2 separate regions of the Homo sapiens genome follow, and region 1 is linked to region 2. A link is a loop called in an ENCODE intact Hi-C map of the cell type or tissue named here. Cell type or tissue: Caco-2. All regions are shown on one strand. Each heading gives the region's core, and the rest is flanking DNA. Links, peaks and the distances in the headings are about the cores only.

Region 1 (7,851 bases), core at 1,581-6,580, 640 kb before region 2:
TTGTGTGAGTTTTGGCAGATTGTGTCTTTCAAAGAATTGGTCCATTTACCAAGGTTATTAAATTTGTAGGCATACAGTTGTTCATAGTATTTCTTTTTTATCCTTTAATGCTCATGGGATCTATACTGATGTCATTCTTTTACTTCTGATATTAGTAATTTTTGTCCTCTCTGTTTTTCTTACTTAGCCTGGCTACGGCTTATTGATTTTATCAAAGAAACAGCTTTTGGTTTTATTGATTTTCTCTACTGATTTCTTGTTTTAAATTTTATTGATTTCTGTTCTAAATTTGTATTATTTCTTTCTTTCCGCTTACTTTGGATTTAATTTGGTCTTCCCTTTCTAGTTTCCTAAGGTGAAAATTTAGGTTATTTAGATATTTCTTCTTTTTTTAACATATATATCCAAAGCCATAAATTCTCCTTTAAGCACTGGTTTCACTGTGTTACATAAATTTTAATTTTTAGTTTTATTTTCATTTAGTTCAAAGTATATTTTAATTTCTCTTGAGGTTATTTTTGACCTATATGTTATTTACAAGTTTATTATTTAATATCTAAGTACTTTGGGATTCTCCAACTATCTTTCTATCATTCATTTCTAGTAGAATTTGATTGTGGTCTTAAAGCAGGCATTGCAAGATTATTAATATTTTACACTGGTTAAGGTTGTGTTTTATGACTCGGAATGGGGTCTGTCCTGGTGAATATCCTATGTGAGCTTGAGAAAAATGTGTATTGTGCTGTTGTTGGATAAAGTAGTCTATAGAAGTCTATTACATCCTGGCCAGGTGCGGTGGCTCACGCCTGTACTCCCAGCACTTTGAGAGGCTGAGGCGGGTGGATCACTTGAGGTCAGGAGTTCAAGACTAGCCTGTCCAACATGGTGAAACCCCATCTCTACTAAAAATACAAAAATTAGCCAGCTGTGGTGGTGCATGCCTGTAAACCCAGCTACTGGGGAGGATGAGGCAGGAGAATCACTTGAACCTGAGAGGCAGAGGTTGCAGTGAGCTGAGATTGTGCCAGCCTGGGTGACAAAGTGAGACTCTGTCTCATAAATAAATACATACATAGAAGTTTATTACATCCTGTTGACTGACAGTGGTGTTGAGTTAACTATGTCCTTACTGATGTTCTGCATTTTGGATCTGTCCATTCTGATTCAAGGGTGTTTAAGTTCCCAACTATGACAGTGGAGTCATCTATTTCTCCTTGAAGTTCAAGCAGTTTTTATCTCAGTTATATATACTGCTATAGACAATACTTTTGGTCCCTCCAAATTCATATGTTGAACCCTAATCCTCAATGTGATTGTGATGGTAAATTTTAGGTGTCAACTTGACTGAATTAAGAGATACCCAAATAGCTTGTAAAGCATTATTTCTGGGTACGTCTGTGAGGGTGTTGCTGAAAAGAGACTGAAATTTGAATCAGTGGACTGAGTAGAGAACATCTGCTTTCACACAAGGTGGACAGGCACCATCCAATAGGCTGAGGGCCTGGATAGAATAAAAAGGCAACTGAAAGGCAAATTCTCTCTTTCTCTCTTCTAGAGCCAAGATACTTTTTCCCCACCCTTGAACATCAGAAATCCAGGTTCTCTGGCTTTTTGACATTGGGAGATGCACCAGTGGTCCCCCAGGTTCTCAGGCCTTTAGACTTGGACTAAGAGTTATACCATTGGCTTTCCTGGTTCTGAGGTCTTTGGACTTGGACCGAGCCACACTACCAGAATTCATGCTTCTCTAGCTTACAGAGAGCGTATCATGGGACCTCCTAGCCTTCACAGTAGTGTGAGCCAATTCCCCTATAATTACCGTTATCTATCCATCTATCTATCATCTATTGATCGATCAATTGATTGATTGATCATCTCTTGTTGGTTCTATCTCTCTGAAGAACCCTGACTAAAACAGTGATGGCAGAAGGAGTTGGGCTTTGTAATGTGATTAGGTCTTGAGGGTGGAAGCCTCATGAGTGAAATTAGTATTCCCATTAAAAAAACTCCAGAGAGATCCTTTGTCCCTCCTACCATGTGAGAGTATGGAGAGAAGACAGCTGTCTATGAGCCAGGAAACAGGCCCTCCCCAAACACCAAATCTGCTGGTGCCATGATCTTGAACATCCTAGTCTCCAGAACTGTAAGAAATAAATTTCTGTTGTTTATAAGCTTCTTATTCAGTGGTATTTTTGTTATAGCAACCCAAATGTACTAATAACACTCCATTGTTAGACATACACATGTTAAGGACTATTACGACTTCATGGAGAATTGACCCCTTTCTCATCATGTAACGTACCACTTTATCCCTGATAACTGCCCTTTGTCTGAAGTCTGATGTCTGAAATTAATATAGCTACTCTTGCTTTCTTTTAATTTATTTTAGCCTGGCATCTCTCTCCATCCAATACTTTGAATCTATGTAAGTCTTTCTTGTAGGCAACACATAATTGGGTGTTATTTTTTGATCTACTCTGACAGTGTGTCTCTCTTTTAATTGGTGTATTTAGACTATTGAAATTTAAAGTAATTATTGTAATGTAGTTGAATCAATATCACTTATATTTGTTAGCGTTTTCTATTTGTTACTCTTTTCCTTGTTTACTATTTTTTCCTACACTTTTCTTACCTCTTGTGGCTTCAATTGAACATTTTATATAATTTCATTTTCTTTCTTTTATAGCACATTAATCATGCTTCCATTTTTTTAACTTTTAAAAATAGTAGCCCTACAGTCTGCCATATGCATTGATAATTTAGTCCACTTTCAAATAAAACTATATCACTTCAAAGACAACACAAGTACCTTAAAATAAAAAAAATCCTTTCTTCCTATTTCTTTTATCATTGCTGTTATACATTTCACTTATATATGAGAATAAACAGCTATTTATATATACATATATATGTAAACTAATTTAATATATTATTTCTATTATTTTGAAAAAAATTTATCTGTTAGATCAATTAAGAATAATAAAACTGTTTTGATTTTACCTTTACTTACTCCTTCTCTTATGCTCTCCCTTTCTTTATGTAGATCTGAGTTTGTGGTATTTATCATTTTTAGAACTTCTTTTACCATTTCTTGCAAGGCAGGTCTACTGGCAATAAATTCCTTAAATTTTTGTTTGTCAGAGAAAGTTTATGTTTCCTTCAAAGGATAATTTTGCAGAGTACAGAATTCTAGATTGAGAAGTTTTTCTTTCAATGCCTTACATTTTTTATTCCACTATCTTCTTGCTAGCTTGCAGAGTTTCTGAGATGTATTTCTTATCTTTGCTCCTCTATAGTTAAGATGATTTGTTTTTCCTTGGTTTCTTTCAGGGTTTTTAAAATTTATTTTTAATTTTCTGTAGTTTGAAAATGATATGCCTAGGTGTATAGTATTTTTAGTATTTATCCTGCTCAGTGTTCTCTAATCTGTGGTTTGATGTCTGACATTAATTGAAATATTTCTTCTTCTCTTCTCCTCTTCTTTTAGCATTTCCATTACATGTGTGTTACACCTTTTGTAGTTGCCCCATAGTTCTTGGATATTCTGGTCGGACTTTTCTTCAGCCTTTTTTTCTCTTTTCAGTATTGGCAGTTTCTATTGCAATATTTTTAAGCTTAAAGTTTCTCTCCTCAGCCTCATCCAGTCTACCAATAAACCTAGAAAAGGCATTCATTTCTGTTACAGTATTTTTTAAATCTCTAGCAGTTTTTATGGTTCTTTTTTATAATTTCCAGATTTCTGCTTACATTGTGCATCGGATCTTCCATGCTGTTTATTTTACTCAGTAGAGCCCTTAGCATTTTAGTCATAGTTATTTTAAATTCCTGGTCTGATAATTTCAACATCCCTGCTATATCTGAGTCTGGTTCAGATGAGTGTTCTGTCTCTTTAAACTGTAGAGTTTGGGGTTTTTTCGTTTTGTTTTGTTTCTTGTTTTGCGGGGTTTTGTGGGGCTTTTGGTCTTGCCTATTTTATATGTCTTCTATTTTTTACCTGATAGACAGGCATGTCCTTGGCAAATGGAACAGCTCTAAGTGAGCCTTTATTAATGTATTGGTAAAGTGTGGAGGGAGGGGAAGCATTCTATGGTTCTATGAATAGGCCTCATTCTTTTACTGAGCCTGTACCTCTGGACTGTGAACGTCACACATGCTTTCAGTGCCTCCCCATCCTTTAGTTAGGATGGATGGCTAGAGGGCGCTGGAGTTGGGTATTTCCCTTCCCCATGCAAGTAAGGCTCTGATAGGCCCCAGCTGGTTAGGCTCTGGTCAAATAGCTTCTCTTGAGGGGAGACCTGCTGAAAACAGCAGAATATTCTGGTTTATTTCAAATGGTTCCTTTTCTTCTCCCTCTGCCAAAAGCGTAAGAGGATTTTTCTTCAGTATTTATTACAAGAACTTAGTCAAGCTTCTGGAGATAAAACTTACAAAAGTGTGGGACCCTAATGACTAGGTCACCCTTAATTTTTTATGTCTCAGACTCGCCCACTCTGAGCCTCCAGCAATTCCCAAGTTATAGTTCAGGTTTCCCTATCTCAGCGCTGGTTCCTGCAGATGTTTGTGTTCATGGGTTTCTGCTCCAGCAAGCTGTGGCTATTTATTCATAGGTCTCTCTAATTTGGCAGGGAGCAGTGTTTTGCCCTGTGACCACATGTCTCTGAAAAATCTAAGAAAAGTTGTTGAGTTTTCAGTTTATTCTTTTTGTTAGGATGCAATGGTAACTTTCAGCTTCTCTCTTACATGTTGGATTGGAAACCAGAAGTTGCTTTAAAAAAAATAACATAGTTTTAGTGAAGTTTGGGGAAGGAGAAGAGAAAAAAATTCATAGGATCAATATGCCAGATTAAATTGCATGTAAAAGAGTATTTTATATTATACAGACCAAAATGGCACAGAACTTTATGGGCGTAATGCCTATACTATTTTAAAAAATAAATGCTAATATTAATCTACTTTACTTAGACTTTCCTTTTTAGACTATATGCTATCAACTTTGATGATACTGCTACTGACATTGGTTGAGAACAACCAGTGATTTATGCTAGGTTACTGAGGTAAAATAAGTTATTGTTCATTAGCTGGCAAAACTATGGGATAAGACAGGCTGACAAAACAATTCTGTGCTGATAAATTGCTGTGTACTTATTTGCAAGGCTGGCATAAATAATCTTATTTCTTCAAGGTGCAAACAATAGATAGCAAGAGACCATTAGGTGTCATGCCAGAGAAGGGCCAAGAGAGCAATACGGCATCCTCAGGGCTTTTCACAGGAGGATCATTAATTTATGTTTTCTAGTGTGTAGGCTTATTCCTGAGAAAAGTACAGTTCTGATCAGTTTCAAACCTAAAACAGTCATTGTTGAAAAGAGCAAGTCCAGTTGTTTTGTGCTATTACTTAGAAAAAGAAAATATACTGTTTATAATATTGATGTATCTTCCAATGAATTCTAACATGAAGCAGGAGTGGCAATCATTTTGAGAATATATTTTGTTCAGTCATCATTTTCTTTTATTTCTCCCTAATTTTGAGATGAATTCTTTTAAATGGCAACTTTATTGTTTATCAAGTTCAATATTTTTAAATGTACAGTGAAATAACTCTTTTTGCCATATTGAGAAAGGAGTGCTTGTATGTAGTAAAAATATCATAATATTTAAATACAAGATTATTGCAATTGTGGATGAAAATGCTAATAAAAATTATAAGAATTAAAGTGATTTCTAATCATGGTATCTATGACAGAGTAATATGGGAGTCTGTACTTTATTATTAATTAGAAAGTGAATATAGTATCTATTGCAGATTAGATTTAAAGGAAACTTTACTTAAAATTAAGTGTTCTTAATGTAATTTCATCCCATAAAATACTTCCATCATAATTTCAAACATGATATTGATAAAAACATTTCAGATAAAAACACAAATTTCCATTTTATTTCTCAACCTTTTGATGCAAAAAATGAAAAATCTGGGTGGATATGGAATACAAAATATTGGATGTTGTACCCACTGAGATTCATATTGAGATTTATAGGCTGTGTTCTGATTCTGCTGGAAGACTGACCTCTATCCAGTATTCTATTCTATGATTAATTCCTCATATGTGCTCCACAACCTACTTTTTCTCCACAATTCCCAATCCTCCCCAATAGGTCTCATTCTTGTCATGTAAGCCATACTTTGTTCTTTCAGCAGTCAGTGTCTGCTTCTGTTCAAAACACAGAAAGTTCACCAATCCATTCAAAGTTTCACCAGTAATATGTACCAAAATAAAGTTTGAAGATGTCCAACAGTGAATGCCTAATTTAGACATTACTTTTTATGTAAAGTGAATTTGCTTTTTTTCATAAGGCAATGTTACTCAATGTCTTGATGCTTTCAAAATCCCAACTGTAGATTAATACAAATGGAGACAATATAATATTGGAATCAAGTTATTACATAATTTAGATAATTTTGATAGACTGGAAATATGTGTCTACTTCTGGCTCTATTAACGATCCATTTTGTGACCCTAAAAATTATTTCATGAATCCACATCTTAAATTAGCCCTCTGTGAATCTCATTAAAAAATAAAGAAATTGTATGAAACTTTCTCAGTTGTGTCTGATAAAATAAGTGAGGGAAAAAATTGAGATTTTTTCCTATTTATCAGATGTGTAATCAGGTTTCATTTACTTTACCAGTTCTAGGTAAATATAATCTTATATTATAAAGTTACATCAATCCTAAGGGATGTGCACAATTTGTTGTTAATTAAAATGAATACATAAGAAAAATAAGAAGAACATTCTTGGAACACTTAACAAAAAATGTACTTTTGCAATTTAACAAATCATTAGATAAAATAGCTCAGGCTTCCCATATTTATAAAATGTGAGTGATCTGCTCTCCTATTCATTCGAAGCATTTTCTTTGCATATACAACCGATTCTACTCTTTAATGCATATTCATCATTAAACATGTTTTCTTCAGTTAAATATGCATGTGAATATAACAAGAAGATTTAGTGCTAAAAAATCATTTTGGGGCAGATAAGATGAAATCTGCTCATTACTTACCATTTACCAAAATTTTGTTGGTCTATCTTTAATCTTCCATAAATAGATCAAATTTTCAGGGTTATATAAATCAGTAGTAAAAATTATGGTGCTTTACTTTGCTTACTAATTTTCAAAGGAAAAATAACCCTTAGAAATCAAATGGCTAGGATGTAAAAATTTTGGTAAAGCAGAGTGTTTTTTAAAATCTTGATTTGCTACATAAACTTCTAAAATAGCTCTCTCTCAAGCTCTGATTACTACATTTCATGCACTCCTTTTCTAAAGTATATATTCTTCTATCCCCCTGATGGAGAGATTGAAGAGACTAACATGCTATACAGTTAACAATTATGCCTTGACCTATTATTATATTCAAAGCACTATAATTGACTAAAAAGTGAAGGCAGTGAGGAAACAAAACTTAATACAACATTGTCATTGCCCTCTATTTCAAATAGTGAAAGAAAATATAATTTTAAAATTTACAATTCTATTAACATTGCTATAGAAATCTATAAATGCTCTTTTTGGTATAAAATATGCCTTTGATATTTAAAAATTCAATTGTGCACTTATAAATGTATCCATATGCATATATTTCTGGGAAAATACACCCCAAACTGTTCATAATGTTTGCCTCTAGGCTGGAGAAAGAGCTACTTCTTATTAGGTTCTTTTGTTCCATCTGAATGCATTTTGTTCATGACATGTATTATATTCAGAACCTACTTGGTTCCAGTATAATTTATTTACAATAAAACATAATCAAGTAAAATGTGTGAGTAGAGATCAATTATGACAAATA
Region 2 (7,851 bases), core at 991-5,990:
TTCTTCCTCTCCTGTTTGGATGCCTTTTACTTCTTTCTCTTGTCTGATTGCTGTTGCTGGTCCCAGTACTATACTAAATAGAAGTAGTGAGAGCATGCATTTTTGCCTCGTATTGGATCAAAGCTATAGCAATCAAAACAGTATGGTTCTGGCATAAAAACAAACATATAGACCAGTGAAACAGAATTGTGAGCCCAAAAGTGAACCCAAGCATATATAGCCAACTAATGTTTGACAAGCAGACCAATAATATGCAATGAGGAAAGGATATTCTCATCAATAAATGGTATTGAAAAAACTGGTTATTCACATGAAAAGAATGAAAACTGGACCCCTATTTAACATTATACACAAAAATTTACTCAAAATGGATGAAATATTTAAAGATAAGACCTGAAACTATAAAATTCCTAGAAAAAAATATAGGCAGGACGCTTCATGACATTGGCCACAGCCATGATTTGTTGTATATCATACTAAAAACTCAGGAAAAACAAAAACAAATGAACTACACTGAACCAAAAAGCTTCTGCACAACAAAGGAAACAATCAACAAAATGAAAACCCAGACTATGGATTGAGAGAACATACTCAAAAATCACATATCTGATAAAAGTTAGCAACCAAAATATATAAGAAAATCTCACAATCCAACAGCAAAAAAAAATAATCCATTTTATTTTAATGGACATCTGAGCACATTGGCTCACCCTGTAATCCCAGCAGTTTGGGAGGCCAAATAGGGAGGATTGCTTGATTCCAGGAGTTCAAAACCTTCCTAGGCAACATAGTGAGACCCCGTATCTACAAAAGAAAAAAAAAATAGCTAAGCATAGTGGCATTTACCCGTAATCCCAGCTACTGCAGAGGCTCAAGTGGTAGGATCGCTTGAGCCGGAGAGATTGAGGCTACAGTGAGACATTATCGCACTATTGCACTCCAGCCTGGATGACAAAGCAAGACCCTGTCTCAAGCAAACAAATGAATAAATAAACAAAGGGCACAAGATCTGAATAATCACTTCTCCAAAAAAGAAATAAGAAGCCAACAGGTATATGAAAAAGTGCTCAGCATCGCTAATCATCAGGAAAATGTATATCAAAACCACAACAACATAATACCCCACATCTGTTATGATAGCTATTATTGAAAAGACACAAAATAACAAGTGTTGGTTAGGGTGTAGAGAAAAGAGAACCCTTGCACACTGTTGGTGGGAATATATAAATGTTTATTAAAAATTAAAAATAGAATTGCCATGTGACACAGTGATCTCTCTCTTGAGTATATACTCATTGGAAATGAAATCAGCCCTTCATACAAATATCTGGGCTCTCATTTTCACTGAAGCATTATTCACAATACCAAAGATATGGAAACAACCTAAGTGTCCATGGATGGATAAATGAATTCTAAACTTTGGTACTATTCCGCCTTTAAGAAGGAAGTCCTGCCATTTTCATGGCAATATAGATGAACCTGGAGGACATTATGCTGAGTGAAATAAACCAGACACAGAAATAAAAATATTTGATTATCCCACTTAACATATTGAATCTTAAAATAAAAAGTCAAATACATAGAAATTGAGAGTAGACAGTAGTTACCAGGGGTAGGGGTTGGAGAGAAATCTGGAGTCATATGTCAGGGTACAAAGTTGCAATTATGTAGGATAAATAAGTCTAGAGATATAACCTATGCCATGATAGCTATGGATAATAGTATTATATAACATACTGGAAATTTACAAAGAGAAATTTCAGGCATTCTTGTTACAAAAAAAAGATTAAATAAAGATCTACCTATGTAAGGAGATAGATATATTAATTTACTTGACTATAGTAATCACTTCACTATGCTTATATATATCAAAACATCATTTATACCTTAAATATTTACAATTTTAAAATTAAGGAAGTAACAATTCAAAAAAACAAGGCACAGTTATCATTGGGAGACAAAGGTATGCTTTTTAATTGATTCTGATCTCATACAAGCAAAATGGGAAGTTAAATTTTGATTTTGAACCTGTTTTCTGTTTTAAGTTGCATTCCATTTTGTTTATATTTGAATGAATGCATTGCTTTGTTTTATTCTGAGTAATTATTATAAGATAGAGAGTAGAAAAACAATAAAAAATAACAATGTAACTTAAGAGTATTTGAAAAGAAACAAAATCAACAAACTTGCTAGACTAAAAAGAGACAGAAGGCTCGAGTAAATAAAATTATTAATGAAAAAGGAGACATTATAACTGATACTACAGAAATACAAAGGATCACAAGAGACTACTATAAACAATTATGCCAACAAATTGGATAAGCTAGAAAAGTGGATAAATTTCAAGAGACATATAGCCTTTTATTCTTTCATGATTCAGCCTTGAACAGACCAGTAATGAGTAAGGAGATTGAATCAATAATCAAAAACTTTCCAACAAAGAAAAGCCCAGGCCCTGATGGCTTTAGTGCTGTATTCAACAAAAAACTTAAATAATATTTAATAACAGTTCTTCTCAATGTCTTTCAAAAAATTAAACAGGAAGGAACACTTCCAAACTCATTTTAGGAGGCCAGTATTACCCTGAATCCAAAGCCAGACAAGGACACTACAAGAAAATAAAATTACAGGTGAGCATAGATGCAAAAATCTTCCACAAAACACCAGCAAACCTAATTAGGTAGCACAGTAAAAGAACCATTCATCATGACCAAGTGGGCTATATCCCTGGGATGCAAAAATGGTTTAACATACTCATATCAATAAACGTGATACACCACATTAGTGTAATAAAAGCTACATCATATAATCATCTCAATAGACATAGAAAAAGCATTTAACAAAATTCAACATATTTCATGATAAAAGCTATCAACATATTATGTATAGGAAAAACTGAACTCAACATAATAAAGGCCATATATGAAAAGACCACAGCTAACATTGTACTCAATGTTGAAAAGCTGAAAGCTTTTTCTCTAAAATCAGGAACAAGACAAGGATAACCTCTCTTACCACTTCTATTCAACATAGTACTGGAAGTCCTAGACAGAGTGATTAGGCAAGAAAAAGAAAAAAATGGCATTCAAATTGGAAAGGAAGACATAGACTTGTCTCTGTTTACAGATGACATGATCTTACATATAGAAAACACTAAAGGCTGTATCAAAAAGCTGTTAAAAATAATAAACCAATTCAATAAGATTGCAGAAAGTCAACAGGCAAAACTCATTAGCATTTCTATACAATAAAAATGAACTATATGAAAAGAATTTAAGAAAACAATTCCATTTACAATCCTACCACAAAAATACTTAGGAGTAAGTTTAACCAAAGAGATAAAAGACCTGTATACCAAAAATTATAAAACATTGATAAAATAAATTGAAGGAGGAAGCCAAGCAAGATGAGCAAATTGCCCTCCAGCAATTGCCCACACACACAGAGGAATATCAAATTGAACATCTATCCGTGCAAGAAATTAGCTTCATACAAACTAAAAAAAAAAAAAAAAAAAAATTCAGGTGAGAGATTACAGTACTTGATTTTAGCATAACAAGAAAGAACACATTGAAGAGGGTTAGAAGAACAGTCTCACATTACCCCTCCCTCATTCTCAGGAGGCCCAGCACAGACAGAGACTCCTTCCACTTGGGGGAAAGAGAAGGAAGAAAGTGGTGGATTTTGCATCATTTCCCAGAGTATTCTCCCTTAAGTGCATCAGGGCTGAGTATCTGAGAGGCTGCAAGTCACAACATAACTAGGCTTAGGGTGCCCTCTAGTGCTGAAATCGCTGGAGTGACCACAGGCTTAGTTAACATATAACAGTCTCCTTTGACTTTTGGAAAGCCCTCTGAAAAAGGACCAGTACAAACAAAACCAAACTGTCGAGACTGGAAAAAAATGCCTAATTCTTCAATGTCCAGACAGCAACAACATTCAAAAGCACCAAGAACATCCAGGATAAAATGACCTCACCAAAGGAACTAAAGAAGGCATCAGCAGAAAACCCTGGAGTAATGGTGTGCACCCTCTAACACAAGAAGAAATTCAGAAATCTATCACAGAAATTTAACAAAGAGATTAAAATAATTTTTTTAAATATGGAACTGAAAAATTCAATTGACAAACTGAAAAATACAACAGAATGTCTCAATAACGAATTGATCAAGGAGAAGAAAGAATTAGTGACCTAAAAGACAAGCTATCTGAAAAAAATACAGTCAGAGGAAAAAAAGCAGAGGAATGAAAAAGAATAAAGTACACCTACAAGATCTAGAAATTAGCCTCAAAAGGGAATATCTAAGAGTTATTGGCCTCAAAAAAAGATATAGAGAGAGATCAGGGTAGAAAATTAATTCAAAGAAATAATTTTAAAAAAATAACTTTCCAAACAAAGAGAAAGATATAAATACACAGGTAAATGAAGGTCAAAGAACAACAAGAAATTTTCACCCAAATAAGACTACCTCAAAGCCTCTCTTTCTTTATTCAACGAATATTTATTGAGTGCTCAACTTGAGCCAGATACTGCTTTTAGACCAGGGAATCAGTAATTAACAGACACAAATAATTGCCTTTGTGAAGCTCATATTCTAGTGGAAATACACTAGAATTAATCAACAAGTAAAATATATATATATATCAGATAATGATAAATACTATGAAAAAGAATAATGCAGGAGACAGGGGATAGAAACATGCCAAAATGGGTTTTGTCATTTTAAATAAGGTTCTCAGGGAAGATTTCAGGTAGTAGGGAATAATTGAACAAAGACCTGAGAGAAGTAAGGGAGAGAGTCATGTGACTATCTAGAGAAAAAACAGTCCAGGTAAAAGGATAATTGAGTGAAAAATGCCTGGGGGGTAGTATCATTGAAGTGTTTGAGAAACAGCAAACAGGTTGAGAGGTTGGGAGATAGATAGGTAAAGAGGAGGGCTGCAGTGGAGTGAATAAGCGAGGAGTAATAGGAGATTGAGTGAAGGAGTAGACAATGACTTTTGTTTCTCTTCCTGTCCCAAATTTTCTATGAATTCCTCTCATCTGTGGAATCTGAAGTAGAAGGATTCTGGGAAATGAAGTTCTGGGCTTCCCATTCCTCAAAAGGGTAACTGCAGGTGGTGGCCCCACTTTAATTCTCAAAGATTAAGAAAAAAATTAAAAATCCTAAAATCAGCAACAGAAAAGAAGCAAATAACATATAAAGGAACACTGATACATCTCCCAGCAAACTTCCCAGTGGAAACCTTACAGGCCAAGAAAACATGGAACAACGTATTCAAAGGGCTGAAGAAAAAATAACTTCCAACTGAGACTATTATACTCAGAAAAGAAATTCTCCAAACATAAAGAACAACGATTTTCTCACACAAACAAAAGTTGGGGAAATTTATTACAAACAGACCTGTCTTACAAGAAATGCTAAAAGTTCTTTAATCCAAAGGAAAATGATGCTACTAACATGCCACAGGAAATCATCTGAAGGTATAAAACTCATTGATAAAAGTAAGTACACAGACAAATTCAGAATACTTTATTACTGTAATTGTGGTTATAAACCACACATATCTTTAGTATGAAGACTAAAAGATGAATGCCTCAAAATCATAATAATTAGAACAATTTGTTAACAGATAGACGATATAAAAGATATAAGTAAAGACAACAAAAGTCTAAAAGGTAAGGGGGGATAAAGTTAAAGTATAGAATTTTTTTCTTTACACACAAAAAAGAAATTTCTTTTTTCTTTGTGATCAGAGTTATGTTTTTACTAGTTTAAAATAACATACTATAACTATAAGATGTTATTTGCAAGCCTCTTACTAACCACAAAGCAAAAATCTATAATAGATATGCTAAAAATAAAAAGCATCAGCACAGGGAGTACTCTGCAAGTTAGACTGCATATTAGGCCATGAAACAAGTCTTGACAAATTCAAAAAAATTGAAATCATATAAAATATCCATTCTGACCAAAATAGAAAAAAAAACTAGAAATCAATAATAAGACAAACTTTGGAAACCATACAAATACTTGGAAATTACACAACATGCTTCTGAACAACAAATAAGTCAATAAAGAATTTAAGAAGGAAGTTTAAAAATGTCTGGAAATAAATAAAAGTGGAAACACAATATACCAAAACCTATGAGACACAGCAAAGGCAGTACTAAAAGGGAAGTTTATAGCAATAAATACCTAGATAAGAAACGTAGACAAACTTCAAATAACCTAATGATGAATTAGACAATAAAAAACAAATCAAACCCAACATTAGTAGGAGGCAAGAAATAATAAAGATCAGAACAGAAATAAATGAAATTGAGACCAAAAAATACAGAAGATCAATGAAATGAAAAGTTGGTTTATTGAAAAGATAGACTGAAAAACCTTTAGCTAGACTAAGAAAATAAGAGAGAAGAGCTAAATAAATAAAATCAGAGATGAAAAAGGAGACATTACAACTGATACCAAAGAAATTCAAAGGATTATTAGAGACTATTATGAGAAACTACATGCCAATAATTTGAAAAACCTAGAAGAAATGGATAAATTCTGACACATACAACCTACCAATATTGAGCCATGAAGAAATAGAAAACCTGAACAGACCAACAATGAGTAACAAGATCGAAGCAGTAATAAAAAGTTTCCCATCAAAGAAAAGCCCAGAATCAGATGGCTTCACTGCTAAATTCTACCAATTGTTTAAAGAATAGACAACAATTATATTCAAACTATTCCAAAAAATTGAAGAGCAGGGAATACTTCTAAACTCATTCTATGAGACTGGCATTGCCTTGATACTAAAGCCAGATGAAGACACAAAAATAAACAAATGAACCAAAAACCTCTATAGGCCAATGTCTATGATAACCATAGATGCAAAATCCTCAACAAAATACTGGCAAACCAATTTCAACAACACATTAAAAAGATCATTCACCATTACTAAGTGGGATTCACAAATTAATGAAGGTGATACATCACATTACTAGGATCAATGACCAAAACCATATGATGATTTTAATAGATGACAAAAAAGTATTTAACAAAATTCAGCACCTCTTTATGATAAAAACTCTCAACAAATTAGTTATGAAAGGGAAATACTTTAAAATAATAAAGGCCATATGTGACAAATATGACCCTAGACCATATGACCCAAACCCATAGCATCATACTGAATGGGAAAAATCTAAAAGCCTTTTCTCTTACATCTGGAATAAGCCAAGGATGCTCACTTTCACCACTTCTATTCAACAATATACTAGAAGTCCTAACCAGAGCAATTAGACAAAATAAACAAACAAACGGTACCCAAACTGGAAAGGAAGAAGTCAAATTGTCCTGGTTTGCAGATTACATAATCTTATATTTAGAAAAACCTAAATACTATACCAAAAAAAAACTCTTAGAACTGGTCAAAAACTTCAGTAAAGTTGCAGGATACAAAACAAACAAGTGAGAATCAAGAGCATTTCTATATTCCAGCAGTGAACAATCTGAAAAAGAAATTAAGAAAGCAATACCATCTTTAATAGCTACCAAAAAAAAATGTCTGGGAATAAACTTAACGAAAGAAGTGAAATATCTCTACAGTGAAAACTATAAAACACTGATTAGAGAAATTGCAGAGAACACTAAAAAAACAGGAAAAATGTCCTATGTTCATGAATTAATATACTGTTACAATGTCCATACTATCCAGTGATCTACAGATTCAATGCAATCCCTATCAAAACAGTAATGAGATTCCTAACAGAAGTAGAAAAAACAATCCTCAAATTTGAATAGAACCACAAAAGCCTCCAAATAACCAAAGCAACCCTGAGCAAAAAGAACAAAG

The links. Hi-C counts contacts between places; a loop is a spot of excess contacts. Peaks named below come from ENCODE experiments on the same cell type or tissue, not always from the same donor. Only the 100,000 strongest peaks of a DNase experiment are listed, where the experiment ranks them.
Region 1: it touches region 2 in a loop (5-fold over the local background); 1 of 110 quality-filtered maps calls a loop at or near these places.

The regions. Positions count from the first base shown.
Region 1 is chr14:48,532,309-48,540,159 of GRCh38, forward strand. All of the region lies in intron 5 of LOC105378178 (a long non-coding RNA gene), which reads right to left. Among named protein-coding and RNA genes, the nearest start is that of LINC00648, 740 kb to the left of the region's middle. In Caco-2, for the core only: no CTCF peak of the experiment used is centred there; a DNase peak (open chromatin) is centred at 4,203.
Region 2 is chr14:49,170,181-49,178,031 of GRCh38, forward strand. The region is part of intron 1 of LOC105378178 (a long non-coding RNA gene); the gene reads right to left. Among named protein-coding and RNA genes, the nearest start is that of RPS29, 410 kb to the right of the region's middle. In Caco-2, for the core only: a CTCF peak has its summit at 3,780 (motif pointing left); a DNase peak (open chromatin) is centred at 3,771.